Linked DNA regions of Homo sapiens: region 2 is linked to region 1. The links are chromatin loops, found by intact Hi-C in ENCODE. Cell type or tissue: mammary epithelial cell. All regions are shown on one strand. Links, peaks and the distances in the headings refer to the core of each region. The heading gives the core; the rest is flanking DNA. Region 1 holds the start of ADGRG7 (adhesion G protein-coupled receptor G7). Region 2 overlaps ABI3BP (ABI family member 3 binding protein).

The links. Peaks named below come from ENCODE experiments on the same cell type or tissue, not always from the same donor. Only the 100,000 strongest peaks of a DNase experiment are listed, where the experiment ranks them.
Region 2: it touches region 1 in a loop (19-fold over the local background); 6 of 110 quality-filtered maps call a loop at or near these places.

What each region holds. Positions count from the first base shown.
Region 1 is chr3:100,594,500-100,610,279 of GRCh38, reverse strand. It overlaps ADGRG7 (adhesion G protein-coupled receptor G7), which reads right to left and starts at 679. Exons shown (of 16, transcript NM_032787.3): 1 at 309-679. The coding sequence starts at 423. RefSeq lists an enhancer at 6,892-7,161. In mammary epithelial cell, for the core only: a CTCF peak has its summit at 6,642 (motif pointing left); DNase peaks (open chromatin) are centred at 6,659, 7,609 and 9,689; H3K27ac peaks cover 3,711 bases.
Region 2 is chr3:100,789,440-100,805,219 of GRCh38, reverse strand. It overlaps ABI3BP (ABI family member 3 binding protein), which reads left to right. Exons shown (of 68, transcript NM_001375547.2): 51 at 354-428; 52 at 8,752-8,811; 53 at 9,369-9,416; 54 at 10,217-10,297; 55 at 12,452-12,529; 56 at 15,704-15,766. It overlaps LOC124906260 (a long non-coding RNA gene), which reads right to left. Exons shown (of 2, transcript XR_007095986.1): 2 at 4,707-15,151. Among named protein-coding and RNA genes, the nearest start is that of TFG, 88 kb to the right of the region's middle. RefSeq lists a silencer at 6,821-7,115 and an enhancer at 8,924-9,093. In mammary epithelial cell, for the core only: a CTCF peak has its summit at 8,455 (motif pointing right); a DNase peak (open chromatin) is centred at 4,729; H3K27ac peaks cover 198 bases.

The DNA.
Region 1 (15,780 bases), core at 3,577-11,576:
CCTAAATGTGTGTTACTAATCGTTTTAATTATTACTCTTCTACCAATTCAGTCTGGAGTTAAAAGAGCATAAAGAGGCCAATTCAATTATGTCACTCTTCCCCCTGCCCACTCACACCCACACCTATTCATTTCTATTCAACCATCTGCTAGGCTTAACTGACTTGGTCTTTTATATCCCATAAATGGCACCTTGGTGGAATGCCTCAGACTGGACAAGGTACCTCCCAGTACTTGTGCACCAGGTGGCAGGGACAGAGGTCCCATACCTTCTCTTACTCTGAGTTAAACATAGCAGGACAACATTACCTCTTTGGATCCTGATCACAATCCTCCAGATGCCCAGTCCCAAAATGATGCCAGTCAGTAGTCCACACACGACAGCCACCAGCACCCTAAGGTTCCAGGCACGGCAGGAAGCCATGGTGAAGCCAAACCACAAATCCACTCCTGGGTGAGAAATAACTAGCTTCTTTTCTTCTTGAGCTAAAAAGTTTAATCGGAAACTATTCTAAAACAGAAAAACAAGTCCTCCCCTCAGTGATCTGTCAGATGGATGTCTTTGTATTTTAGGACTTTTGAGGCTAATCCAGTAGGATGCAGTTTGAATCTCCTAATAAAAGGTGCATACTCTGCTTTCAATTTCCTCATCCTTCACTCAAGGAGAACATGAAAAAAGTGATTAGAGTTATGGGAATAGGGAGATAACTCAGGGCAATAAAGAAGAAGGGGAGGGACTAGCCACAAGGGTCAAAGAGTGAATGCCCAGACAAGCCACAGAGTGAAGGAAGGGAACAAAATAGAAGAAACCAAAGAGGAAATCACAAAGGCAGTGGTTGCCAGTAGTCACCTATGGCTCGGCTTCCTGTATTTTTGTCTTGGGAGGGTACAGCAGAGATAGACTGGCAGGTGCTTCAGACCACACAAAACACTCTCTCGGGGAAATGAACTAGGTTGTCAATAAGAGGATAAATGGCAATCACCACACATGGTTTTTAGCGCTTGCATTTCTTTAAGGAGCCTACATTTTGACAGATGCAGTTGGTGAGTGTGCATACTGGCACAGGCTGGGTCTTGACAAGCACTAAAGCCCAGCATGATAACCCACCTGCTATGGGCTGAATTGTGTCCCCTCCAACATTCATATGTTGGAGTCCTAACCTTCGGTACCTCAGAATGAGGCCTCACATGGAGATGTGGTTACTGCAGAGGTGATCGAGTTAAAACGAGTTTGTTAGGGTGGTCACTAATCAATATGGCTGGTGTCCTCATAAGAAGAAGAAATCTGAACACAGACATGAATACAGAAAGATGATCTGAAGAGACAGAGAGAGAAGACGGCCATCTACAAGAGAGAGTCCTCAGAAGGAACTGGCTCTGCTGACACCTTGACTTGACTTCTAGCCACCCAAACTGTAAGACAACAAATTTATGTTGTTTAAGCCACCCAGTTTGTGGTACTTTATTAGAGCAGCCCTGGGAAACTAATACATCATCAGAGTAACTACAAACTGGTGTCTCTCTATAGATGCAGCTCTGACCCTCTCCTGCCCAGGCTCCCATGTTCTCCTTCCCTACCCTCTACCCTTACAGGGAAGAACAGATACATGAACATTCACCTCCTCAATCACAGTTTTGTTTTGGTAGAGAGAACAGATGCTCTGGTCTTCTCTGGACACTCCCTTGCTTCATCAAATCCATATTAAATGCCTTTAATGTGTTTGAATTGGTACAAGACATGAACAGGGTCCTCAAAGAACTCATAATTTCTCAGGGGTGAGATACCTAGATATAGCCACCTATAAGGCAAGTCATAACTGCTAAAATAAAAGATCATCATATTTAATTATTATGGAGTGCAGGTGCTCCTTGACTTACAATAAGATTACATCCCAATAAATCCACCTTAAGTTAAAAAATATCTTAAGTCAAAACGCATTAAATATACACCTAACCTGCTGAACATCCTTGCTTAGGCTAGCCTACCTTAAATGTGCCCAAAACACATACAATAGCATAAAATTGGGCAAAATCATCTATCACAAAGCCTATTTTATAATAAAGTGGCGAATATCCCATGTGATATATTGAATACTGTAGTGAAAGTGAAAAACAGAATGGTTGTATGGGTACCCCAAACATGGTTTCTACTGAATGCATATTGCTTTTGCACCATGGTGAAGTTGAAAAATCAGAAGTGAAAAAAACCATCATAAATTGGAAACCTATGTACTAGCCCGTTACTACCTACATACCAGCCCATTAATTCCTTCAGGAAGTATTCAGCAAGGCTTTACCAAAAAAGGCTTTACACTTAAACTGACCTTTAGTTAACCCCCAAACACTATGGGGGTTTCCAATTCTCTGTGACATTCACTTTATAAATGTTTTGCTATAAACATAAGGCCCTAACTTTACCCCTCCCAAGAATTTCAGAAAAACAAATTGAGGTAGCACAAAATGGAAGAACTTAGAAGTACTGCTGCAGAAGTACAACACAAATGAATGCAAACCCATTACCTCATTTACTGGGAATAGATCTTTAAAAATCTGTTTCTGATATGTCTGCATACACATGCACAGAAAATGTCTGGAAAGGTACATGAAAAAGTTCCTCTTGGGAATCTGAGGAATCTGAGGTAGGAGAGAGTTTTAAAATTTTATATCCCTTTTATAGTTTGAAGTTTTAGCCTTGTGTATTCTTTCTATTATTATAAATAAATATATATAACTTTTTCAATAATAAAACAATGGTTTTCAATAAATAATAAATAAATCTAAGAAAAGGAATTAACACCTATCATATGTGTAGTGTATACCAAGGATGGTGCTTTATACTTTACACATGTTTATCTCATTCACTCTGTGTAAAAGCCCCAGGTAACATAATGTGTTTGCCCTTTGCATGAATGAGGAAATGAGACTGAAACTGGTATTATTCTACACAGGAGCTTTATGGTTAAGTACCTTTGGATGAAGCCAGGTAACACAAAGTTAAACAGTTTTCTCCACTCTAGCATTTCTTAGAGCATTCACAATGTTCATGTCCATTGTGAACTGCTAGAGAAGACATGTATGCAAGTATGTTCTCAATGTTATTTGAACTCAGAATCCTCTTCTCAAGAAGGATCTCTCAGAGACAGGGTTCTTCAACACATGCTTTAGAAACACTGCCCTGTGTGGTCATCTGCAGAATGGTCTTAGTTGAACAGTGTGACTGAAGGAAGGGATCCTGGGTCTCAAGTTTGCCATCTGGTGATGGTGTTTTTCTCTTGTAGGGTTCTGAATCTTTTGAAGGGATTATAGTCTAATGACTAGAAAACTAATTTTGATGGTGATCACACATCCTCTCTTCCACAGTTGGTGGAAGTCCTGGAGTCCTGGGATGCTGTAATGACTGCTGCTTTATAGGGCTTCCATGTCCTTAGCCACATGACAAGGTTTATAAGGCTTGCCATCTATCCAGCTAGAAACTCCAGAAATTCATGGAATTGAAGAAATTCCTAGGCACAGAAATTAAGATGTTGACATTTATGTAAGGGCATTAATTACTACTGATAAGAGACAAATGTGTAAAGGGTCACCAGTATTTACACATACATACAATACACACATACCAAGATGACAAAGAAGAAAAGGAAAAGAGTTAAACAGGAAATAATTCATTTATTCTTTCATTCTACTCAATGCAGACATTGTGCTAGGCACTGGGGATAAAGTAGTGAACAAAAGACAAGATCCGTGTCTTCACCCAACTTACACTCAGGGAGAACTGGATTTGTACCGATGCTGCCACTAATTTGCTGTGTGACTCTGGGCAAACCGTGGGGCTTCCATTTCTTTATATTTTAAACAATCCAGTTGAGGCCTTCCCTTCCTGAACATTTCAGTTCTAAAGTCATTAGCTGAGGAAGAACAAGGCAGGTGTCTGTGGTAGGGGTAGAGTGGGGCAGTGGCCCAGAGTAGGTGTCAGAGCCCCAGTGCGGTAAAGAAAGCATTGATAGGCCAGGGCCAGTGGCTCACACCTGTAATCCCAGCACTTTGGGAGGCCAAGGTGGGCGGATCACCTGAGGTCAGGAGTTCAAGACCACCCTGGCCAACATGGCGAAACCCCATCTCTACTAAAAATACAAAAATTAGCTGGGTGTGGTGGCGCATGCCTGTAATCCCAGCTACTCGGGAGGCTGAGGCAGGAGAATTGCTTAAATCCAGGAGGCGGAGGTTGCAGTGAGCCGAGATGGCGCCATTACACTCCAGCCTGGCGACAGACAGAGAGTCCGTCTCAAAAAAGAAAGAAAGAAAGAAAGAAAGAAAGAAAGAAAGAAAGAAAGAAAGAAAGAAAGAAAGAAAGAAAGAAAGAGAGAGAGAGAGAGAGAGAGAGAAAGAAGGAAGGAAGGAAAGAAAGGAAGGAAGGAAGGAAGGAAGGAAGGAAGGAAGGAAAGAAGGAAGGAAGGAAGGCAGGCAGGCAGGCAGGCAGGCAGGCAGGCAAGCATTGATAAGAGGGAGACCTAGCATGAGATGCCAGAGCCCAGGCAGGATAAAGAAGGCATCAATAGGATGAGGGTGGGGGGAGGGGAGGGTGACCTGTCACGGAGAGACAGAGCCCAACCAAGCAGGGCAGGAGAGCACCCTGGGTAGAAAATCAAAGCCAGAGCAGGGAGAGGAGGGTGGCCTTCAGGGACCAAGAGCAGTCAGGAGGGCATCTAGGCAGGCCAGCAATGCAGTGCAGGAAGCCCGAGCCGGAGCTGAGTGGGGAGGGTGTCCACACGGAGTGGCCGCCTGAAACAGGGAGTCAGAGCCCAGACACAGAACCAAGGGGGTCCCCGCATGGATGGGCAGTGGTAGTGGAGCTAGTGGAGCTCAGAGACTGGCTACAAAGAGGATGACGGATCAAACAGGCAAGCACAGGAGGATGCCGGGAGCCAAATTTCTCCTTCAGAGCTCTGGCTCTGACTTCCCATGCTGCATTGCCCACCTGTATAGATGAGAAGGGGAAGGACATTACAAACATGGAAGGGGAGATAATGGGAGTTCCATGAGAATTTCAAAACAGGTCATCAGAAATAAAGAGAAAGAAAAGCTACGTGCCGTTAATTCTGAAGGAAGCAATACCTCCAGGAAAGAGGGCTGTCAGACAAATGCATGAATGAAGTCAGGAACTTCTCATGCAAAGGAGGAAAACTGTTACGACGAATACAACAAATTCAAGTATTTCAAAGGAAGGGATGTGATATTATTTCTTTTGCCAATACTTGAAGTAAATAATTTTTATTGTGCCTTTAGCATAAAAACCTATAGTGTTGCGTTGGAACTGAATGTACCACATGAATCATAATATATATATATGTATTCTCATATATACATACACGTGTATATACATATACATATATGTATATGTATATACATATATATACACACACATACAAAGAGAAAGAGAATATTTTATATATTTTAAATATATCTAATAATATATATTATATATAAACAATAAATAAATGTAGACACAAAAGTGTGTTTATATAAACACACATGAACATTTGTACATATTTTTTATATATATCACATATTTACATACACCTATTCTCTAGCTCTGGCCTGGAAGCAGTGATACCCTGTTAACAATGAGCACACCCAAAACCCAGAACTTGATTTGTAAATACAAGTTTCCACTAAGAGTAACATGGCTCCTTGGAAAATGGCTAATTCCAGGACTGCAGCAGAGAAAGTCATAGGTGAGCCAGGAATATCTTGTGCAGAAAGCAAGATACAATGAGTGTATATCAAATGGACACACAGAATCCAGCTTGAAAAGACTCCCCATTATCAAATGGTGGACAATTTCAGCATCAAAATAAATAATGCTTAAAAATAAACATTATTATAAATAATAAGTGTTTATAATAAATAACATTATTTTATTATGTTATACGTAAGTCCTAAAAATAGTAAATAATACATATAACAGATTATAATCCATTAAACAAAATAAGAAAACTAATGAATCTGAAATCCTGGGGTGGCACCCAGCAATCTGCGTTTTAACAAGTCCTCCAAGTGAGTTGATGTCTGCTGAAGTTTGGTAACCACTACTCTGGGGTAATTCTCCCAAAAGAAGTGAATCAAGTTTATAGCAAAGTAGCAAATGGTAAGAGATTAAATGGCATTTTGTTTAATAGGTCATTTATTTGTTACTTTATGGGAATACTCATGGCCTTAAAGATAGCCAGATTTTCAGAAAAGCCTGCTAAAATTCATCAAGAGCCTATATTTCTGTTGTCTGTACAACCACTCTTTTTTGTTTCATTTTATTCACTTATTCTTTTTAGCAGGTTTTTAATGAGCTTGTACCTGGAAGGGTCAAGAGGCTCGGAAATCCCCTTTATTTCCCTACAACCTGCACTGTGACCCCACTGGAAAGTTAAGAACATAGAAACCTGCTTATCATACCTCCTGCAGCATTGATGAAGGCTAATCCCAACTTCCCCATCTCAGGACGGAGCCTCTGAGCGTCTCCACTTGGGAAACCACCAGTGCCCTTTGCTGCTGCTTCACTGTTGGAAGCTCTGAGCTACTAATAACAGAGAAACCTTAAACTCATCCTTTAGTACATCTGTACAATAAAGCACCCTCCGTTTCCACCTAGTGGTTAAGGGAGGGCAGGGAGAAAGGGATCCAAAAAGCTTTTCCAGGCCAAAAGGAAGTCACCGGCTCATGCACCTTTCTTTGCATCTTCTTTTCTCTATAGCCCTTTGTTCTTAGGAACTTCCTACTCTCCCCAGAGCCAGGTGTTCCAGATAGGATCTTCGGGGCTGATTGGTTCCTGGAGGCATCATTTTGTGGAAAGTAACTCATTTAACACTAGTGGAAGTTTATTGTCCATGAAACTAAAATATGTGCCCATGGGAGATGCTGGACTCTGATTCATGTAACCCTGAATGAAGCTCTCTGTGCTCTAGAAGATGAAAGAAAAGGAACTCCCGAAAGTCTTTTTTAGTTTCAAATTTACTTCTTCATTTTGCTCTAGAGAACATCAGTTCCTCTGTTTATCTCTGCAGATTCGTTTCCTTTATCTTTCTTTTTCGCTTTCTCTTTTATTTCTTCCATTTTCCATCTCCAAAGTCTGAGCTGGTTGGCAGAGGTGTATAGTAAAGATTAAAAGAGCAGAGAAACAGTCATGGTTAAGTTGAGAGGCACAGTGTAGGAAATAGTTTGATTTTCTTCTTTTCGTTCTAGAAAGCCCAATTCAAGTGAAAGGCAAACCCCAAATTTGTAGTAACTAAGCAAGAGAATCATCTGAGAAATAGTCCCGTATAAACACTAGTCCTAAAAATAGTAGTAGGAAGTCATAAGCTGATCTGAGCAAGATGGGTTGAAATTTGCAATGTCCTGTGTGAAACAGCACTATCCTTTACATGTTGACAAGATAATATTCTGGATCCTAATTCTTTCCATTTAGTAAAGTATAATTATTTAATGAAATGATCAGTGTAAGTTATTTATTGCTACGCAACAGGTCACCTCAAAACTTAGGGATTTAAGATACAATCACCATTCATTTGCTTATGACCATGCAATTTGGGCAGGACTCTGCAGAGATAGCTTTGTTCCTCATGTTTATTTAGCTGAGTCATCTGGAAGCTCAGCTGGAGCTGGAGAATCCAAGTTGGCCTTTCTCACCTGTCTGGGTCTTAGCTAGTTGATTAGAAAGGCTAAGTCAGCTGGACCTTTCTTTACCTCATAGTCTTTTCTCCGCTAGGGCCTCTTTCTTCCTGAAGCCTCCTCAACAGAATAACCTTGCTTCTTCACATAGCAGTTGAATTCTAAGACAGCAACAGTGGAAAATAAGACCTCTGGCAGTCTGTTGTACCTGAGCGAGTTAGAGAAAACACCACAATTTGAGATGAATTAAGAGTCCGTTTATTTAGCCGGCGGCCAAGAGACGGCTAATGCTCAAAGTTCTCTTGGCCCCGAAGAAGGGGCTAGATTTTCTTTTATACTTTGGTTTAGAAAGGGGAGGAGCGGTCTAGTTAAAACAATTTTACAGAAGTAAAGTAGGCAAAAAAGTTAAAAGGATAAATGGTTACAGGAAGGTAAACAGTTCCAGGTGCAGGAGCTTTAAGACTATTACAAGATGATAGACGCGGGGCTTGGGGCATTATCAATCGGACGAATTCCTGGGAACTGCGGATATAGCTTGCCACAGTATCTTATCAGTTAATTGCATTCTTGGATGTGCTGGGAGTCAGCTTGCACAAGTTAAGTCCTTGAGGAAGGGGCTGCGAGTGAAAGAGCCAAGATGGAGTCTGTCTGGCTCTCTTAGCTAAAGGAGAGTCAATTCAGGTGGAAACAAGGCTAGGTGATTAAAGGAAAGGGAGAGTCTAAAAACAGCGTTAGTAAAAACAAGGTTGGGCATTACATTCTACAACCAGAACTTGTTCAGTGTCACTTCTACCATATTCTCTTGGTCAGAGAAATCACCCATGATTATTGCAGCACTATTCATGATAGCCATGATATGGAATCAACCTAACTGTCCATCAACAGATGAATGGATGAAGAAAATGTGGTAGATATGCACAATGGAATACTATTGGGCCATAAAAAAAGAATGAAATCAATTAACAGCTGTAGCTGGGGCAGCAGAGGAAGTCAGGCTCCACATGCACTCCCCCAAGAAAGGAGCATAATCCAGTCGCTAAGAAGCAACTGCAGACCTCGCCTCCACTGCATCTTACAGGCCATAGTACTATTAAGAAGTAAAAGGGTGGGAGTTTCTGATCATCATGGCGGACAGGAGACAGGACTAGCTTACAGCTCTGACTTGTACAGACAGAGCAGTGTGCAGAGGCTTGTATTGTGAATTTTAGCTGCAGAACGACTGCAAGAACAAACCAGGAATCCCAAGAGGACCCACAGACCCTCTGAAGGAAGCAGACTACTCCTGCAGGACCCAGGAGACCCCCAAATGCTGTGAGTGCCCCAACTGCCGAAGTGGGAAAAGAAGATTCACTGCTCCCGAACACATACCCCCACTGGGGAAAATAAGGGTCTAGTTTGCAGGAGAAGTTTCTGACCTTGCCTGAAGCTGAGTCAATTTAGAGAGCCAAGCAAAATACAGGGGTAGAGCAAGCAGCGGGAAAGGCCCTGGGAGCTTCCCGGGTCCCCAAGTAGGCCACTCTTGCCTGGCACCACAGGGATCCTTCAAGAGGGCAGCCAGAGGTGTGGGGGGAAATGCCACAAACAGAAGGAAATCTTTAGCTAAACTTTGTAACAATTTGAACCAGGCAAGAAGCCTCCTGGCCAGAACTCGGGGCAGAACAAGAATCCGGCATGCAGACTCCACAAGCAGGGGAAGAACCAAAGTCCTTTTCTTTCCAAGCTGGGAGGCAGGTAGCCTGGGGCAAGTTCTCAAGCCCTGCTTGCCCACTGCCTGGACACAGACTCGGGGCTGTTTGTGGGGGTTCATGGTGGAAGTGAGACCGCCCTTCAGATTGCGTGGGAGCTGGGTGAGGCCTGTGATTGCCAGCTTTCCCCACTTCCCTGACAACCTGCATGACTCAACAGAGGTAGTGATAATCCTCTTAGGTACGCAACTCCAGTGACCTGGGAAGCTCACCCCCATTCCCCACAGCAGCTGAAGCAAGATATGCCCAAGGAGAGTCTGAGCTCAGACATGCCTGGCCCTGCCCCAACCTGATGGGCCTTCCCTGCACACCCTGGTAGCTGAAGACAAAGGGCATATACTCTGGGGAGTTACAAGGCCCCGCCCACCACCAGTTCCTCTCCATACTACCATAGCTTATGCTCTCTGGAAAGCACCACGTGCTGGCAGGAGGCCAACCACCACAAAATAGAGCATTAAACCACCAAAGCCAAGAACGCTGACAGAGTCCATTTCATTCCCCTGCCACTTCCACCAGAACAGGGGCGGGTATCCATGGCTGAGTGACCCATAGATGGTTCACATCACAGGACTCTGTGCAGACAACCCCCAGTACCAACCTGGAGCTGGGTAGACTTGCTGGGTGGCTAGACTCAGAAGAGAGATAACAATCACTACAGCTCTGCTCACAGGAAGCCACATCCGTAGGAAAAGGGGGAGAGTACTACATCAAGGGAACACCCCATGGGACAAAAGAATCTGAACAGCCTTCAGCCCTAGACCTTCCCCCTGACAGAGCCTACCCAAATGAGAAGGAACCAGAAAACTAACTCTGGTAATATGACAAAACAAATCTCTTTAATATCCCCCAAAAATCACACTAGCTCACCAACAATGGGTCCAAACCAAGAAGAAATCCCTGATTTATCTGAGAAAGAATTCAAGAGGTTAGTTATTAAGCTAATTAGGGAGGTACCAGAGAAAGGAAAAGCCCAATGAAGGAAATCCAAAAACAAGGTACAAGAAGTGAAGGGAGAAATATTCAAGGAAATAGATAGCATAAAGAAAAACTTCAGGAAACGTTGGACACACTTAGAGAAATGCAAAATGCTCTGGAAAGTCTCAGCAATGCAACTGAACAAGTAGAAGAAAGAAATTCAGGTCTTCAAATTACCCAGTCTAACAAAGACAAAGAAAAAAGAATAAGAAAATACAAAAAAAGACTCCAAGAAGACTGGGATTATGTTAAACGACCAAACCTAAGAAAAATCAGTGTTCCTGAGGAAGAAGAGAAATCTAAAAGTTTGGAAAATATATTTGGGGGAATAATCGAGGAAAACTTCCCTGACCTTGCTGGAGACCTAGACATCCAAATATAAGAAGTACAAAGAACACATGGGAAATTCATTGCAAAAAGATCATCGCCTAGGCACATTGTCATCAGGTTATCTAAAGTTAAGACGAAGGAAAGAATCTTAAGAGCTGTGAGACAGAAACACCAGGTAAACTATAAAGGAAAACCTGTCAGATTAACAGCAGATTTCTCGGTAGAAACCCTACAATCTAGAAGGGCCCTATCTTCACCCTCCACAAACAAAACAATTATCAGCCAAGAATTTCATATCCAGCAAAACTAAGCATCATATATGAAGAAAAAACACAGCCTTTTTCAGATAAACAAATGCCTAGAGAATTTGCCACTACCAAACCACCACTACAAGAACTGCTAAAAGGAGCTCTAAATCTTGAAACAAATCCTGGAAACACATCAAAACAGAACCTCTTTAAAGCATAAATCACACAGGACGTATAAAGCAAAAACACAATTTTAAAAGCAAAAACAAAAAACCAAGGTACACAGGCAACAATGGCATCATTAATGCAATGGTACCTCACACCTCAATACTAACACTGAATGTGAATGGCCTAAATGCTCCACTTAAAAGATACAGAACTGCAGAATGGATAAGAACTCACCAACCAACCACCTGCTGCCTTCAGAAAACTCACCTAACATATAAGGACTCAGATAAACTTAAAGTAAAGGGGTGGGAAAGGGCATTTCATGCAAATGGACACCAAAAGTGAGCAGGGGTATCTATTATATCAGACAAAACAAACTTTAAAGCACAGCAGTTAAAACAGACAAAGAGGGACATTATATAACGGTAAAAGGCCTTGTCCAAAAGGAAAATATCACAATCCTAAACATATTTGCACCTAACACTGGAACTCCCAAATTCATAAAACAACTACTAATAGACCTAGGAAATGAGACAGACAGCAACACAATAATAGTGGAGGACTTCAATACTCCACTGACAGCACTGGACAGGTCATCAAGACAAAAAGTCAACAAAGAAACAATGGATTTAAACTATACCTTGGAACAAATGGACTTCACAGATATATACAGAACATTTCATCCAACAACTGCAGAATACACATTCTATTCAACAGTGCATGGAACTTTCTCCAAGATAAACCATAAGATAGGCCACAAAATGAATCTCAATAAATTTAAGAAAATTGAAATTAAATCAAGCACTCTCTCAGATCCCAGTGCAATAAAACTGGAAATCAACTCCAAAAGGAACCTTCAAAACCATGCAAATACATGGAAATTAAATAAGCTGCTCCTGATGATCATTGGGTCAAAAACAAAATCAAGATGGAAATTAAAAATTATTCCAACTGAACGACAATAATGACACAACCTATCAAAACCTCTGGGATATAGCAAAGACCATGCTAAGAGGAAAGTTCATAGCCCTAAACACCTACATCAAAAAGACTGAAACAGCACAAACTGACATTCTAAGGTCACACCTCTAGGAACTAGAGAAACAAGAACAAACAAAACCCAAACCCAGCAGAAGAAAGGACATAACCAAGACCAGAGCAGAACTAAATGAAATTGAAATTTAAAAAAGACCGCAGAAGAGAAATGAAAGAAAAAGCTGGTTCTTTGAAAAGATAAATAAAATTGATAGACCATTAGCAATATTAACCAAGAAAGGAAGAGAGAAAATCCAAATAACCTCATTAAGAAATGAAATGGGAGATATTATAACTAACACCACTGAAATACAAAAGATCATTCAAGGCTGCAAAGAATACCTTTATGCACATAAACTAGAAAACCTAAAAGAGATGGATAAATTCCTGGAAAATTACAACCGTCCTACCTTAAATTTGGAAGAATTAGATACCCTGAAAGCCCAATAACAAATGGTGAGATTGAAATGGTAATTTTAAAATTACCAACAAAAAAAGTCCTGGACCAGACGGATTCACAGCAGAATTCTACCAGACATTCAAAGAAGAACTGGTACCAATACTTTTGACACTATTCCACAAAATAGAGGAAGAGGGAATCCTCCCTAATTCATTCTATTAAGCCAGTATCACCCTAATACCAAAACCAAGAAAGGACTTAATGAAAAAATAAAACTACAGACCAATATACCTGATGAACATAGATGCAAAAATCCTTAACAAAATACTAGCTAACCAAATCCAACAGCATATTAAAAAGATAATCCACCATGATCAACTGGATTTCATACCAGGGATGCAGGGGTTGTTTAACATACACAAGTCAATAAATGTGATACACTACATAAACAGAATTAAAAACAAAAATCACATGATCATCTCGATAGATGCATAAAAAGCATTTGACAAAATCTAGCATCCCTTTATGATTAAAACTCTCAGCAAAATCGGCATACAAAAAACATACCTCAATATAATAAAAGCCATCTATGACAAATCCACAGCAAACATAATACTGAATGGAGAAAAGTTGAAAGCATTCCCTCTGAAAACTGGAACGACACAAGGATGCCCACTCTCACCACTCCTCTTCAACACAGTACTGGAAGTCCTAACCAGAGCAATCAAACAAGAGAAAGAAATAAAGGACATCCAAATTGGTAGAGAGCAAGTCAAACTCTCCCTGTTTGCTGACCATATGATCGTTTACCTTGAAAACCCTAAAGACTCCTCCAGAAAGCTCCTAGACTTGATGGAATGATTCAGCAATGTTTCCAGATACAAGATTAACATACACAAATCAGTAGCTCTTCTATACACCAGCAGCAACTGAGCAGAGAATCAAATCAAGAACTCAACCCCTTTTACAATAGCTGCAAATAAAATAAAATAAAATAAAATAAAATAAAATAAAATACTTAGGAATATACCTAACCAAGGAGGCAAAAGACATCTGCAAGGAAAACTACAAAGCACTGCTGAAAGAAATCATAGACAACACAAACAAATGGAAACACATCCCATGGTCATGGATGGGTAGAATCAATATTATAAAAATGACCATACTGCCAAAAGCAATCTACAAATTCACCGCAATCCCCATCATAATACCACCATCATGTTTCACAGAATTAGAAAAAACAATTCTAAAATTCATATGGAACCAAAAAAGAGCCTGCATAGCCAAAGCAAGACTAAGCAAATAGAACAAATCTGGAGGCATCACACTACCTGATTTCAAACTATATTATAAGGCCATAGTCACCAAAAACAGTATGGTACTGGTATAAAATTAGGCACGCGGACCAATGAAACAGAATAGAGAAGCCAGAAATAAACCCAAATACTTACAGCCAATTGATCTTTGACAAAGCAAACAAAAACATAAAGTGGGGAAAGGACACCCTTTTTAACAAATGGTGCTGGGATAATTGGCTAGACACATGTAGGAAAATGAAACTGGATCCTCATCTCTCACATTATACAAAAGTCAACTCAAGATGGATTAAGAACTTAAACCTAAAACCTGAAACTATAAAAATTCTAGAAGATAACATTGGAAAAATCCTTCTAGACGTTGGCTTAGGCAAGAATTTCATGACCAAGAACCCAAAAGCAAATGCAATAAAAACAAAGATAAATAGCTGGGACTTAATTAAACTAAACAGCTTTTGCACGGCAAAAGGAACAGTCAGCAGAGTAAACAGACAACCCACAGAGTGGGAGAAAATCTTCACAATCTATACATCTGACAAAGGACTAATATCCAGAATCTACAACAAACTCAAACAAATCAGTAAGAAAAAAAACAAACAGTCCCATCAAAAAGTGGGCTATGGATAGGAATAGACAATTCTCAAAAGGAGATATACAAATGGCCAACAAACATATGAAAAAATGTTCAACATCACTAATGGTCAGGAAAATGCAAATCAAGACCACACTGTAATACCACTTTACTCCTGCAAGAATGGCCATAATTTAAAAATGAAAACACAGTAGATGTTGGCATGGATGCAGTCACCAAAACAGTATGGTACTGGTATACAAATAGGCACATAGACCAATGGAACAGAATAGAGAACCCAGAAATAAACCCAAATACTTACAGCCAATTGATCTTTGACAAAGCAAACAAAAACATAAAGTGGGGAAAGGACACCCTTTTCAACAAACGGTGCTGTGATAATTGGCTAGCCACATGTAGGAGAATGAAACTGAAACACTTCTACACTGCTGGTGGGAATGTAAACTAGTACAATCACTATGGAAAACAGTATGGAGATTCCTTAAAGAACTAAAAGTAGAACTACCATTTGATCCAGCAATCCCACTACTGGGTATCTACCTAGAAGAAAAGAAGTCATTATATGAAAAAGATACTCACACACAGAAGTTTATGGCAGCACAATTTGCAGCACATGCATGTTTACAGCAGTACAATTTGCAATTGCAAAATCATGAAATCAAACCAAATGCCCATCAATCAACGAGCGGATGAAGAAACTGTGATGTAGATATATACGACGGACTACTACTCAGCCATAAAAAGGAATGAATTAATGGCAGTTGCAGAAACCTGGATGAGATTGGAGACTATTATTCTAAGTGAAATAACTCAGGAATGAAAAGCCAAACATTGTTTGTTCTCACTGATATATGGGAGCTAAGCTATGAGGACACAAAGGCATAAGAACGACACAATGGACTTTGGGAACTTGGAAGGGTGGAAGTGGGGGCAAGGGATAAAAGACTACAAATAGGGTGCAGTGTCCACTGCTTGGGTGATGGGTGCACCAAAGTCTCACAAATCACCACTAAAGAACCTACTCATGTAACCAAATACCACCTGTATCCCCAATAACCTATGGAAAAATTATTTTAAAAGGAAGTGAATCATTATACCAAAATTAATATTTCTAGAAACATCAAAAGCCACAATAAACCAATTCCCCTTTATGTTGCAGAACATCAGTTGAATAGCATTGCTTTATAAAGCCATATGACCATAATAAAAAACCTAATAGAAAACTAATGATCTATATCACAATTGAAATCAATAAATCAATAAAAGAAAATAACAGTGACTCTTAAGCCATTCAGCATCCTTAAGATAAAAAA
Region 2 (15,780 bases), core at 4,422-12,421, 190 kb before region 1:
GGGTTTAAGGAGAAGTCAAGCAAACATATCCAGTAAAGAAAAGCTCTCTTACATTCATTCCATTGTCATCTCCTCTGAAATAAAGATTTCTAAAAAGTTGTCATCTTACTCTGACGCTTTGTAATTTGAAATTTTGCAGTTTCTCGGATTTCACTATTATATAATTATCTGGAATTCTAACTAACCTATTTCTAGAGCTTAAGGTTAGGTCTTCTTTCTAACTCCTTCTTCTGTCTTCTCTCTAATGCTTTGTTTTATCAGTGTTCAGGCTACACCTTGACATGTCTTATGTTTTAAGCATGACTGGAAGATGCTGAAACCAAATGACTTACAATATGAGTTCTCTCTTTCAGTTCCTAAGGTGCCCCAGCGTGTTACTGCAAAACCAAAAACGTCACCAAGTCCAGAAGTGTCATACACCACACCTGGTAAATGCTTTATTTCATGTTTAAGCCAAATGCATTCTACTGTCCCACTCTGCTTCAGTGAAACATGAGACTTGGTGGAAGTGAGGTCAATATTTCACTTATGTTTAAATCCCATGTTGTATCATATGTGGTATGATAATTTCAGAAGTTTCATAAGAGTGCCCACTGGTTCATCTAGTAAAGCTGTGATCACAGTCAAAAGGCAGAGAATTATGCCAAGGGTAGAATGTCTTTCCTAGAACTAAAGTTCTCTTATTCCCTGACTTACAAAAAATGCTGCCAATTCTACGCTATGCTCAAATATTTCACTAAACACAAAGATAAAGACTTTTGTTCTCCCCCACAAATGATAAATTAGTGTTTTTACAAATGGAGGCAATGATGTTTAGCCATTTACTTGGATACATAAATTGTACTATGTCCACATTGAGTTTTTTCCCTGTCACTATTCTATTTTACAAATTGATGGAGACATATCTTGGGTTAAGAAATTTCTTTCACACACACACAATGGTTTCTTTAGCTACAAATCTGTTTTTTGCCAATCATCTGAGAAGGCCTTTTGTTCACATATGGGGAAGGTAATCTCATGTTTGTGGAGTATCTTCATGGGTATTACCACCACTATTTACATGAAGTCTTCAAGTGGCCTTAGGAAGCCGCTGGTAACTGAACAACTTTCTCTAAAAAGCCAAGCTCATTTTTAACTAGAGAATCTGGGAAATACTGTGAGTTTTTTCTCTTTCCTTTTAAAGGTACAATTATTATAAATTCCTAACTGCTCCTAAAATCATATAGAACATTTCCAGAGCCAAAGAATTTCTAAGCTATAGTTTAAAATGATAGCATTTTGGAAGCAAGCCTGAATTCACTTCCTATAATGTTTTCCAGATTGTATAAGCAAAGGCTATTATTGCTGCTGTGGTATAGTCACTTTGGTGGTGGTGGTAGCAGGCTAGAGAGAATCTCCTTTGCCCTGAAGTCTAGAATGTAAATTTGTACCACCAAACACAATAGCCAATATTATAAACAGGAAGTAAGAAAAAAACCTCATCTCACTTGCAAAAGATCAGCTTATTTTCAATTGTGGAAATTAATTTGTTATAGATAACAGTAGATTTGAGTGACTTTATTTACTTTTCCTCTTCAGTATAAAAAATAATATTAGTATAATCTCATTACATCAATATATTGAATAGTTAAGTTTTTTCCTCTTTTAATATTTAATATTTGCCCTACTGGGCATGAGTTGGCCATTATTGAAGCCAGGTGGTGAGTACCTAAGAATTCATTCTACTATTTTTCTATTTTCATATACCTTTGGAATTTACTATCATAAAATTATTTTTAAGGTATATATTTTAAAATCTTCTCTGTTAGCTAGTCCTTCTCTTGAACCACATTCTTCAAAAGTTCTCCCACAGCTAAGTTATAAAGAGCGGACCACTTTTGGCAGAAAAAAAAAAAAAAAACTTGCCTTAATTCTACCAACACCTTGCTTTTCATACAAACTCTAACCCGTGATCTTGATCCCTGTAACAACACAAATAGTTAACAACTATCCCTATTTATTCTTTTTATCCAGAGTTTGAACGAGCAGAGTAAGAGAACTGCCTCCTGGAGAACTAGGGTCTCTCTTAGTGGTCTTCTGTCACCTCTCCAGCTCCACATGTTCAGAGTTAAGTTTCTGTCCCTAAATCTGGTGTTGGCCCTGCCATATGATCAGGGTTCTCCCTTGCCCCAGGGGTGTGGCACCCCCAGGAATAATCATAAGGCAACTCTTACCACATTTCAGTTTTCTCAGAAGTGTTCAAACACATTGGATTCTGATGTGTTCAAACAGTTCTAGATTTTATGTAGGCTCAAATTCACACCCTAATGAACCCAATACTTTGTTTACCAGGTCCTGTGGGTTATACTTCAAAAAACAGAGGGTAAATGACATGTGTAGTTTAATGTATATTAGTATCCTGGAGAAATAAACTCTTCTGTAAAAGTCTAAAAATGTAAAAGGTAGTGCTGAGGTCAGGACAGAGTTATGTTTTATTGTGACATTTATCTCAAAATGTATTCTGAGAGAGATCAGAAGTAACAAACTTCAATTTCTTGACCTGTATCAAAGAGGAAGTCAGTCTCAGATTCATTGTACAGCACTTCCATTCTATAGATTCCTAGGCATAACACCAGCTTCATCCGGTGAGGCCTTTAGAAAAAACCTTCCAGCCACTCAGTTGAATTATCTATTACATTTAATGAGGAATCTTGACAAATCGGGCCCACACTCCATGTCCACACCAAAATGAAAGTGGCTTTTCTCCACATCTACCTTGGAAGAATGATTTAGAATTCAGATAATATTTAACTTGGAGTCTAAACAGGAGGTTCCTGGCTTAACAGAGTTCTGTCTTCCTTATGAGTTCCTTTCTACACCAAGAGCTGTCTTGGCTTTGTGGTCAACCTTCTGACCCCCAGGCATTGGGATAGGTTTCAGTCATCAGGAGCAAACCAGGAAGTAAATCTAGATTTCAGCAAGCTATCCAAATCCTCATGAATGTTCTACGTGTCTCTTCCCTTTGGAAAATTCTTATGTGTAGTCACACTCTTCAGGATTTCTGTAGTTAGTTTTATGTTTTCAGTTAAACTGGTTTTAAGGGGAGTTTTTTGTGAACTAATTAAAAATAAGTGTTTAATTCTAAATATTTCTTAAAAATTGAGCCTTATTGTTTAAAATGATACAGTTCATAAAGCAATCATTTGCTTGGATTACATACTTTAAAATATTGCCAGATTTTTATTAGGGAGAAACCTGATTGGACATTCACCTAATAAATGTATTTTTTCTGATATAGTCTTAGAAGACAATACGTTTAGAATTGAGCAAGCCAAGATAACAATAGTTAACAATTATTTCCATTTATACTTTTTGTCAAAATAGGAGTTGGGATGAGCAGGGTAGAGAACTGCCTCCTTAAGATCATACTGTTATCATTACAATTCTACAATGTTTCATTATCATCTTCTCCACATTTTGCCATTTTTTCCTAAAGCTTCTTATTTTTCCCCTTAAGGATGTACTATGTAATTTTATTCTTTGTTAAAATAGTTTCTTTTTTTCAAACAATTTTCCTAGAGGCAAGATGGATGTCTTCTCAAATATGAGAATTCAAATCAGGAGTTTTCAGCAATTTGCTTATTTGCCTGATGATATATTAAATATCAGTATGCTTTTCCCTCAAGTTTTAGTGACTCAGTGCCTTCCTCTTTGCCTCAAAATCTCTTTAAGCTTATATATGCCATTGATGTGATTAATAAATTAATTCTTTAGATCTTTTTTTCTTTTCTTTTCTTTTCTTTTTTTTTTTTTTTGACAGGATATCACTCTGTTGCCCAGGCTGGAGTGTAATGATGCAATCATAGCTCACTGCAGCCTCGATCCCCTGGGCTGAAGTGATCCTCCTGCCTCAGCCTCCCAAGTAGCTGGGACTACAGGTGTAAGCCACCATGCCTGGCCTAGATTTTTAAATAATGTTTTACATTTCCCTGGAAAAGAATTAGAGACTTTTGGGAGAGGTCAATTTGAGTCTTTAAAATGTTTCTTAGCAAAGTACAATGCTGGTTCATGGGAATTGCCCATCTTTTCCAGATTTGCTCTAAAAAAAAAAATGCACTAATGCATGTTCAATTCAGCAAATATTGATTGCCACTTATCTGCCTGGTTCCATGCTTAGGGATAAAATCAGGATTAAAAGAATTAGATATAATCTCTACCACCCAACACAGTGCAGTGGAGAAAACAGGAATAATATCAATAACTATAAAACAAGGCAAATCTCAGTAATTAATGGGTTAGTGATATAAACAAAAAATGAAATAACAGAAAAGTAATACATTCTAAATGTATGAATTAGAGAAGGTATTATCAAGAAAATGAGCTTTAAGATAGATTTTAATAGGCAAGTAGCTATTGATGATTTTTAAGGAAGCAAAGATTCAGAGGTATAAAAAGTGCTCCAGGCTGGGCGTGGTGGCTCACGCCTGTAATCCCAATACTTTGGGAGGCTGAGGCGGGAGGATCACGAGGTCAGGAGAACAAGACCATTCTGGCTAACATGGTGAAACCCCGTCTCTACTTAAAACATACAAAAAATTAGCCGGGCATGGTGGCACACACCTGTAGTAGTCCCAGCTACGTAGGGAGGCTGAGGCAGGAGAATGGCATGAACCAGGGAGGCGGAGCTTGCAGTGAGCCGAGATCACACCACTGCACTCCAGCCTGGGTGACAGAGTGAGACTCCGTGCTCCATATAGCTGAGAAACAGCATGACTCAGAATGACTACATTCCTGGCCATATGATGAGATTATTGAGAGATGAAGACTTAATGTAAATTGGATTCATATGTTTGAAGGCTTTTAGGTTATGCTAAGCACTTCAAATTTTTTTTCTTTAGACAATTAGGAGACATTAAAATTGTGTGTGTTTCTTTTTGTAATCATGGGAGTGATATAATTACATCTGTATTTTAGAAAGATGGCTGTGATTTTTTTAAATGGAATATTAACAGGCAAAAAAAAAAAAAGATTAATAGCCAGGAATCACTTAGTAGGTTTGCAACAATCTAGAAAGATAAGTCTGAGAAATTGAACTAATTGTGGTAGAAAGGAAACTAAGGGAATAATGCTGAAAATGCTTTTGGATATGGAACTACAAAGACCTAGAGAATGACTGAATGCTGTTATGGAGAGAAGGGTGACAATGCTATTGCTAGACTGGCCAACTAGTAGATAATGATGCCGTTAACTGAAACAGGGAATAGAGAGAGGAATAAAGATGGGTGTGTACATGCTAGCCTTGCAGGACCAGTAGGACTTTGAGTGGGAAGACCCTAACTGATGGTTGAAGATGTTTTCTGGACTTCTAAACAGAAGTCAGGATTTGGGGCAGAGATTTAGGAGCTGTTTGTTTACATCTAGATAGTTCTTAAATGTTGGATAATATCATAGAGGAGAAAATATAGATGGAGAAAATAAGAAACCGGAAATCCAATATTTAGGCAGCATAGTTATATTCAAGGAGTAGGCACAGGAAAAAGAGCTTCCAGATGTTGTCAAAAAAGATAAGAGAGAATCAGGAAAGGAGTTGGGAGATGAGGCAGGAAAAGGCCTAAGAAGAGAAGGTTGGCAATGGCATTGCAGTGGCAATGAGATGGAGAGGGGTCAGAAGAGGCTGCCAGCTTGACTGTGCATGCCCAGAATCCCACTCTCTGAAACCTTTGGGCTGCATGCTTCAGAATTAGCAGTTTCCAGATTTTAGAAACTTACGTGAGTACATATACCATTGATTAGAAACATTAATATGTATTCAGTGAGCAGTATGAATAGTCTTCCCAAGCAGAATAACTAAAACCTATAAACAGCCCTTAGATCAGTACAAGTTATGTTTTGCTATTGAATAGATTAAGAGAAAACTCAGCTTTCAGAGTTTCTGGACCTAAGAATATGATGAAGGCACTGTTGCAGGAAATGAGTGGAGGCTGGACCACAGTGGATGAAGAAAATACATCTAAAAGGTGAGGAAGCCAAGGCAGATATATAGTTTTTTTATTAAAGGAATGAGAGCAAGAGAGAGGGATTGTTTGAAGGAGAAGCCATGTCAAGGAAATGATTTTTTTTAAAGATATTAGAGCATTCGAGCTGTTTTGTAGGTAGAGGGGAAGTAACATGGAGAAATGAAAACATGGACAAATAGAGAAAAATATAACAGAAATAATGGAAAGTAAAAGGCCTCAAATGAGATAGAAGGGAGGGTGGCCCAAGAGCACAGGGAAAGCCAGCAGGTAGCCTCCAACGGGGCTTCCTCTCAGACTCAGACTGGACCTAATGGTACAAGGTTAGAATAAAGGAATAGAGAGTATAGATTAAAGGAATAGAATATGGTATGTAGTCTATATGTCTTACTTTTTTAAGAGAATCAGTCTCTTTGTAGCCTATTGCCAGGGTAAACCTTATTGCAGACTTCATATTCTAATTTTATCAAAAGCAAACACATTAATTATTTTCTAACTCTATCAAAACATTCATGCACATTCATTTACGTTTATCTATGACAGACATTGTGCATTCCTACTTGTGTTGGCTTTTCTTTGGAGTGGCACACTTTATTCAAAAAGACAGATTGGTTAGTATAAATGGTATAAGTTGGTTAATATAATTAAATCTAAAATTATAATAATAGTAAATATTATTATAAAGAAATCAAAACTGCTTTCTCAGAAAATTGTCATCATTATTTTCATTGATGAGTTTCTCCCAGCATGAAAGATGTACGTTTTAGGGACCGTGCTCTTGTTCAATTTAACATACAGAGGAATGCCACATAGGAAAAAAAGAAAAAACAACTTGAATTTCTTGGAGCTGTAGTTGACCAAGTAGGAGAATGATTCATATTACTTTCCTGTAAATATTTCTATTTCTTTCCTTTCCACTGATTTCACCTGCTTAGGAAGTCTGCTATGACAGTTTATTAAATCATCACTTCACGGTTAAAAAGAAAAGTGCCAATTTTAGCAGCTGGAATCCACATTACCCCAGCCTAAATTCCTCAGTAAACTAGAGCAGCAGTGAATAATGTATTTACAGTATGGTGGATTTATTAGTACCACATCTCTTCTCAGCTTCTCCTTTCCTTAATCCCAGCTCCTTTTTGTTTGGTGTAGTACTGTAACTAATTAGAGTATTTATAAACTAAAGGCTGCTTTGAATGTTCATGGCCTTCACAGAGCTAAATCAAAGTGCCTTCTTCAGCCTCAAGATAAACATTTTGTTTCATTTACAGCTGGAAATTTCTCATATGTTACTATTTGAATCCCAAAAAAAACCACATGCAAAAGCAAAATGTTCACTATTGTGGTGGGCTTTCTCTACCTTATCAACCACTAATCTTTTTAAAGTTTCCTTTTTTCTTTAAGAAAACAATCCATATTTTCAAATTCCCTTGGATGTTACCTTTTAGCTCATAAAAGTTCTGAGTCAAGTTTCTGTTCAGTGTACCAGTTTTCACAATTGTAATTTCACTAATACTTAGCAGCCTAGTCTAAGAACAGATGTGGCATGCAAGTTAAACATGATTCCCAAAAACAATAAAAAGAGATTGTTCATTTTATATAACCTATTTCTCCACTAATGGTAAAGTGGTGCTTGGCCACCTCATAATAAAAAAAAAAAAAAAAAACAGTTTCTTCATCTTTCTTCTGAGGCAGAGTTCTAGCCTGAATCATAATTTTTTTTCCAGCATTATATAAGATGCAAGGAAATTACATTGCCTGACAAAAAGACACTGGTGTGTATGAAAGGTTTAGTGTGGTAGGAAAACCTTTCATTGAGAGAGTAGGCCTGGGTAGGTTTGTGGGGAAACTGAGTTGAAGTACTTTACACTATTTGTGGAATGAGATTTTGTTGCAGAAATCTGGTACTAACAAATAGACAAATCACCCTAATATTTTCCCCACTGAGAAATACGGTACCAAGTTTCCAATCTACTGTTTAATTTTGCTAAAATAGAACACAAACATTAAAAAATATACTGGATTTCAGGCACTGCATATACGAGTAGGCCTATTGTTCAGCTGACATTTTTGTCTTGTTTTCATATGCTTATGTCAAGCATGCTTGACACCTAATATACTGGAAGCCACATCACTAAAGAAGACAAAAATGGCAACAGCTATCATTTACTAAGTAACAAGCACTATCATTAACTTTACATGTGGTATCTTCTAATGACTAGCTGATTCCTTTTGCTTCATTTTCTCCCCCCAGCAACGGTAAGTGCCATTTAGAATAAGACTGTGTTATCTTCTTACATATTCAAGATTTTTCCATTTCTTATTGTTTCCCCCAATTTGTAGCCACTTTTGTACTTTATCTAAGATACATATTTTTTGTTGCTGTTAGTGGACTTTAAGCATGAATATCAAACAGCAGCTAACCACTTTGTGCAAAAACTGACTTTCTATTTTGAAAGCCACTTGAGGGAGCTCTACCTCATTGTTTAATTATGTTAGCTATCTCCTCCTCTTCCTCAAGGAAGACTTCAAAATGAACTGTGACTGACTTCGTTTCTGTTTCACTGCCACCAGAACCTTCCCTGCACGGTAACATTTTTCCATTTTGAAGAAAACAGGCATCTTCTCAACTTTGGTCATTAACCATTGTAAAAATACTTTTGCTTCATTCATGCTTTCTGGGATTTTTATATCTGTGGGTTAAGCTCACTCCAGTTGGGTTATTTAGAGTATGCAGTGTTTTATAATCTTTTTCTTTCAGCTCCAAAAGATGTGCTCCTTCCTCATAAACCATACCCTGAGGTCTCTCAGAGCGAACCTGGTAAATTAATTATTTCATCCTTCTGGCTAAGAAGTATATTTTTCAAAAAAAAAAATTCTTGAAGTAAATATATTTTTAATGGTTGTGATATGGAAGAAATTTAGAGAAAAAATATGGGTATAAAATGCATATTTCTTGTGGGTAAATTGAATCATCTGGTTGAAATATTTTTCCTTGGTGAAGTGAGGGAATAGTATATAGGTTCATTGAGTAGATCACGCTAAAATTATAAATATCATTGTTAACTAAGCCAACGCTTATATCCTTTCAAAATGTAAATGTAGCTACATTACAACTATGGATGTACTTTTAAGTAAAAAAAAGTGGGTGCCTACTCGAAATTTTCCCCAAAGTGACAGTGAATGAGAACTTCAAAGTTTTAGTTAAACTAAGTTCTCTGATTGGCATCTAATGTGAAGAATTTTCTCTTATTTATTACAATTCTTAGAGAACATTTAAATTATTAAATCAATGCATCTAAAAAATAAGGAAACTATTTTGACTTTGCCAGGTAGTAATTCTCATAAATATGTTCCTTTGGCTTGCTTTTGGCATAGTTCTGCAGCCTGTTACCTTTAGATTTGAGCCACCAAAGACAACAATAGGTAATGGTTTTCCCATATTGACCAACTCTGTTTTCTTTGCTACCATCAAGATTGCAGGCCTTTCTCAAATGATCCTGTTGAAACATCATTTCTTCTCAATCCATTCATCATTTCATTCTCATTATTATTACTCTTTCCAAAACAGAAAAGCAATTATTTCAGTGTTGTAATGGGTTTGCTTTGAAGACCACCTTAAGACATTACTGAATACATCTTCATTTACTTCATCTATCTCCATGTTTCAAAATGAGTCCAGTATGTTTACTAATGGTGCCCATTTAACAATTTCCATTGGTTTAGTGGTTCTCAGCTGTAATGTAACATACTAGTATGTGGTAAGTTTGAAAGATACTGCAAGTAATTATCAATATTGGTCAAAATACTGAAAATTCCCAGTGATTTGTTACTTGAGTCTACTCAAGCAGACTCAAGGAGATGATACCAACAATGATGATATTCTCACTCATTTGGTAATCATGCATGCTCTCTTGAACGGGGGAGAGAGGGACAGAGCTACAGCCAATAGTCCAGGACTGTGTCTAACCCACACCCCATCTCAACCAGCCATTCTGATGGATTGGTTCAAGAACAGAATGTCATGTAGTATGTGTCCTGGTGGAAAAACAGTTGAGAACCATTTTTCTAATATTCCGCAGTCATTTTTCTGAAAGTCGTGTGCACACTTAACTTTCTTCTTTCCTTTTTCTACTTCAAATGAAGGAATTTCATGTAATACCAATCTGGTCTGGTGCTGGCTTTGAATCTAAAAATTTACAACCTTGGTCCTTTTCTTTTTGCAGCTCCTCTAGAGACACGAGGCATCCCTTTTATACCCATGATTTCCCCAAGTCCTAGTCAAGAGGAACTACAGACCACTCTGGGTAAATTTCGTTTTAATATTTGTTCAAAGAGAGCTTGCCTTTTAGGAATTTCCCTTAAAGTAACCATAATACATTATGTTCACAGATTTTTTCTAAATAATAGGTTATTTAAAAATCCATTTCACTCAATACTTTTACATTAACTGTGTATTTGTCCTAATATTTATGCTGATTTTCAATATAAAATGAGAATGTTTTAACACATCTAAGATGTGTTAAATTGGCTCTGGTGATTAAGTGTGATTTAGAATACTTAAGAATTTTAAGTATTCTAAAAAGAAAAATGTTCCTAAATCAATGCTGTTCTTTTTTGTTGCTTTTTCTGTATTTTAAACTGCATTTGGGAAGAAAAATTACTTATCTAGTATTTATTAAGCCTTTACTGGGTGCACTGTTAGGTGATGCAGTTCTAACAAGAAACTTTTAAAGAGGAGTCCTTACACTAGAGGGCTCACCCTCTAATATGAAGACAGGACTTGGTTATAATACTGCAGCCTCTGTGCCACCCAATACACTACATGCCTTTTTAAAATGTAAACCATGTAACTCTGTGAAGTAAGTTCTATTACTTGTTCCATTTTACAGATTAGAAAATTGAGGCGTAGAGGGTTTAAAAGTTTGGCCAAGGTGAAACAGCTGGTGTCAGAGCCAGGATTAGAATCTACACACTCAGCCGACAGGGTGCCTAGGATTAACATCAATGTTATACTAATTACAATGAGTGTGATAGAGAAAAGAGCAACATGTTGAACAAACAAACTACCTGGAGAAATAAGGAAAGGCCTCTCAGATTAGGGTCATTTACACTGGGTCTTCAAGTTGGAATGAAAGTTGACCAGTCAAAGATGCAAATGGTTCTTTGAAGTTACGGACAGATGGGAAAGAGGCACAGGGCAAGGAATGACAGTTAGACTAAACTGATAAGCAGGTAGTTGCCTGGAGAAACAAGGATGGGTAAGTTGGAAAGGTCCACTGGGATGAGCTGAACATGCTTTCAAGGAGTTCAACACAAATGTGCTGTGTGGGAAACTCCAGTTTGCCTGCCTCTTGGTTGAAAATGAACCAAAAAGCTAAAGTTCTGGCTTGTGTTTGTTGGCTCCTCTCTCCTGTCTACATTGCATCCCATATGGCTTTGTTTAAGTCAGTGGCCCTATTTGTCTCCCTTCATTCCTTTTCTAATAATCCATCCTTTGTGGGTATCTACTGAAATAAAGTTACTGATCACATTTTAAAATAAAATCCTTTTGGAAGAAAAATTAAAATTGAGCAAATATATTCTAATCAAATATTCATCTAATCTAGCTTATTTCTGCAAAATCAATAGTGCCCATGATGGCAAAGTTAAAAGTACTTTTCAAAAACCACTACTGAATATGCTAATTATTTAACTTCTACTCCCTATTTTTCTAATGTGTCTTGGTTTATTCACATCAGAACCATTGCCTGTCAATTATCACAAGTGTATTTCTTGAGCAGAATCAAGAGAATACAAAAGCAGGACAGAAAACAAAAAGATAGCAGTGTATCATTTATACCAAGTATTTCCTTGGATCCAATATGGGCAAAGTGAACAGTGTAATTTGCTGTGTCTATATAATATATGATTTCAAGGTAACATGGGAATGGGAGTATTGCTGTATGTATTTTTTTTATTTTGTCAAGAGGATTGTGTTTGTATGTCAAACATACGCTCTGATTTTCACATGAGAAAAATAGAATATTTGTTTTATGTGATGTAAATATACATCTTTTCATATGATATACTTCCTTTCCAGCTCATCAAAATAACATGTGAGATTTATGGGCAGGAAAGAAACATGAAGGAGATAAATACATCGAGGCAACTAGGAGACTTTCATACATGAGCCATATCCAAGAATAGCCACAACTAGATTAATGATACAATGATCCTGAGCTAAAAGCTTTTGGAAATCCTTATAACAATCATTAAAATAATAGTGTAAAACAGCAGATATCATAAATGAGAGTTATTAAAATGTACCACTAACTTTGAATTATTGTGATTACTGAGTGTATTTCTAAATGCAACTTATCCTTTTATTATTGCATGGGACAGAAAAGAGTATGGGTTTTTTTGGTCATATTCATAATGTTAATTATTTAAAACAAGCAATCTTACTGTGTTTTCTCTAGAAGAAACAGACCAATCCACCCAAGAACCTTTCACAACTAAGATTCCACGAACAACTGAACTAGCAAAGACAACTCAGGGTAATCCTCTCCCCTACCTCTGGAGAATAACTTTTCCTTATTTGCTTTTAATCAGGAAAGAAATTTTCTTTCAGAATGTCATTTCTCAACACAGTGGATTACTTGACTTTTTTTGTCATTTTATAGGTGAAAGAAATCAGCCAAATCTGAATACTCATATGAATATCAATTGAATGTAGGCAAGACCAGTTCTTTCACTGGCACTTACTTTTTTTAATGTATTGTTGACTACTTGATGCTTATAACTAAGAGTGGAAGATCCCATTTTTTCCACACATTTGACCTTCATTTGCCTCGTTTTCCATATCTGATAAATAATAACTGTTGTCTTCCTCTTCCTGCTCCCTCTCTAACTTCCTCCTGGTCCTCCTCCTTCTCTTCTCTCCTTTTCTCACTTTCTCCAATCTTCCCCCATTTGATGAAATACATTAATAAGAAAAAAGCTATTAAAAAGAAAAATCATTTTTCAAAATTATGACAATATTTAAACATCCAGAGAAGTGATTTCCTACTTTTTATTTCTTCTCTGTGATTTTCTGCTTTTGGGGAAGTGAACTCGCCTACACAAAGCTCTATCTCATCTTCATGCACTCAGAAGTCTTTTCCTCTTTACACTTTTCTATCCTACTATCCTACTTAGGTTATAACACTTGTGGACTGCTAATACCCCTTTTGCCCATCTCTGCCTCTATCAGATGGTAGAAAGCCAAAAATAAGACCAAAACCAGCAAACATTTAGGGAGTTAGAACACAAATAAATGTATGTTGCCCATTATGAGTTCTAATTTGAGGGGGAAAGTTGGTGGGAGAAGTTTGATAATAAGAGGAAATGATAATGAAAGAAATCTCATTTTAAAGTACATGTGTCACTGGGGCAATATTTATTACAAGTAAACGTGACTAAGAAAGACTATAGTAAAGGGCAGTTCCTCTAAATTTTCTAAATCTTTTTTATTGTTTGTTTGGTTTAACTTTTTGTTACGTTTTAAACTTTTATTCAATTACTTCATTTAATTTTTATTTGCTGTTAATTTATAATTACACACAGAAGTCTGAAGTATAACATATTGACAGCCCTCTCACATCTCTATTACCAGCCTCAGCAATGAACAGATGTTCCGTTGTGATACATCCCTATTCCACCCTGATTTCTGTATGTTTATTATTTCATGTTTTTGCAAATCTCTTTAATTTCTGGCTTAAGAGAAGATAGCTGGATTCTCATAATCAATCTGTTTTTACCACAAAATACATAAATATTTACAACAAGCAGGATAAATAAAGACTTTCATTCCACACAGGTTGTGTTGCCAAATGAGAAAGATTTCAGCTTTTTAGAGATTTAAGGATTTCAGAATGAGGATAAAAGATCACAGGCCTGTTCTTTCCTCGTTTTGCCTTTTCCTACTTTAAAGAGAATATTGTGTCACCATTACTAGTATATATGGAATTTTAATCAAATTCCTTCAAAATATTGTATTAAATATAAATTTCACCTGTTATTGGGAGTATATCCATGATCTCATATCATTATATAAATTGTCTTAACATATTTGTACATGCTGACTTTTTTCTTATATCCTTAGCTCTTGTACTATGTTTAAAATTGAAACCCTCAAGGCCATATATTGTTTGGTGATGAGCTATATGAGTAAGTTACAACCTAAACTTAAATTATATTTAAGCTCTTTTATAAAAAAATTCTTTCTAGACTTAAATGAAGACTATGGAGAAAACTAAAACAAAAATTCAGATGCCATGGCTTTGAAATCATGTAGTGCTGATTATTTCTGTGGTCTACTCTCAATCTCTTTCCTGTCCAAAGTCTTAAAATTTATACATATTCTAGAATGAGACAAGAACTATGATTCTTATCTTTTTTAAGCAGAAGCAACCTAACATTCAAAGGGATTTATGTGGAAAGAAGAAATAGGCTAAATTAACAGGGAATCCCACCATCTCAAACTTGGAAGAAAAAAATTGCAAATAATCATCAGGCACTTTAGGGTCTGTGAGAATTAATTTTTATGGTTATTATACTTGGGAAGGCCCAAAATAAACCTATAGAGAATTTCAGTGTGTGTCCGCTGTTGTTGGTTTGAAGTATGGCAAAATTCTGCTCATCACAGTCTTTACATTGGAAGTTTATAAATGAGCTACATTATAACCAATTTCACAGGCATACTTTTTTAACTTAGTAGGCAAGGCATTGCTGATTTATGGCTATATAAATATCCACTCAATATGTGAATAAAATCATTAAAATGATGTAATCTACTTACAAAGTTTGCAAGAAAAAATTTTTCCAAAAACATTACCAAGAAAGCTGGTGGCAGGAGGCAGTATGTGATAGGGAAGTGGGGACAGGAGAAGCAGCATGGAATAGATGAATTCCAGGATGAATGCTTACCTTAAAACCTTAGGATGCATTAATATCTCAGCAGGTTCTCACAAGTTTGCCTGCATACAATGGTCACCCACTTATTCATTCCTTCAGCAAGTCTTCATTAGGATGCCTTTCTGTGCAGGTCCTGGATAATTGGCCCAGGGATTATCTGAGTTCTTGCTCCTTGCTTGTCCTCTTTTGATAGGCAGGGCACCAGATGTCATTTTCTGTCATTTCTACAGCATTATGGATGACACTGAGTGAATACTTACTTGTTTCAGGTTCATGAGCAAAGACCATTTGATAGAGACCATATACTCCTACTCTTTCTTCTTTACCTACCTAAACATTCAATCTCTTTTTACCTTTAAGATTGCTTGACTTCTTTAGCAAAATAATATTTCACAATGACTCTTCACTGAGAGATTAGATGGATGGATGGATGGACAGATGAACAGACAGATGGATGGCTTATGGGTTTATCATGCTAAGCAAACATCTGGTAAAATGAATGCTCTTGAAAAATAGGGACAAAATGATGACTAATCCTTAACACATCTTACAAATGAACTACCTCATTCTATGTGCATCTTTAATTTTCAGTCATGTATATTTTCTTTGTTTTATTTTCCTTTAGCGTGAAGTCTATAATGCATAATGGGAATTTTCTGAACCTTCTTTATACGTCCATGCAAAGTGTATGAGTTGTTGGTCCCTAGGATGCTAAATCTCCATTCAGGAGGCTTTGGTCTGTTGGTTATTAAATATAAAGTGTTCCTCTGTTTCAGCGCCACACAGATTTTATACTACTGTGAGGCCCAGAACATCTGACAAGCCACACATCAGACCTGGTAAGTTGTTTCTC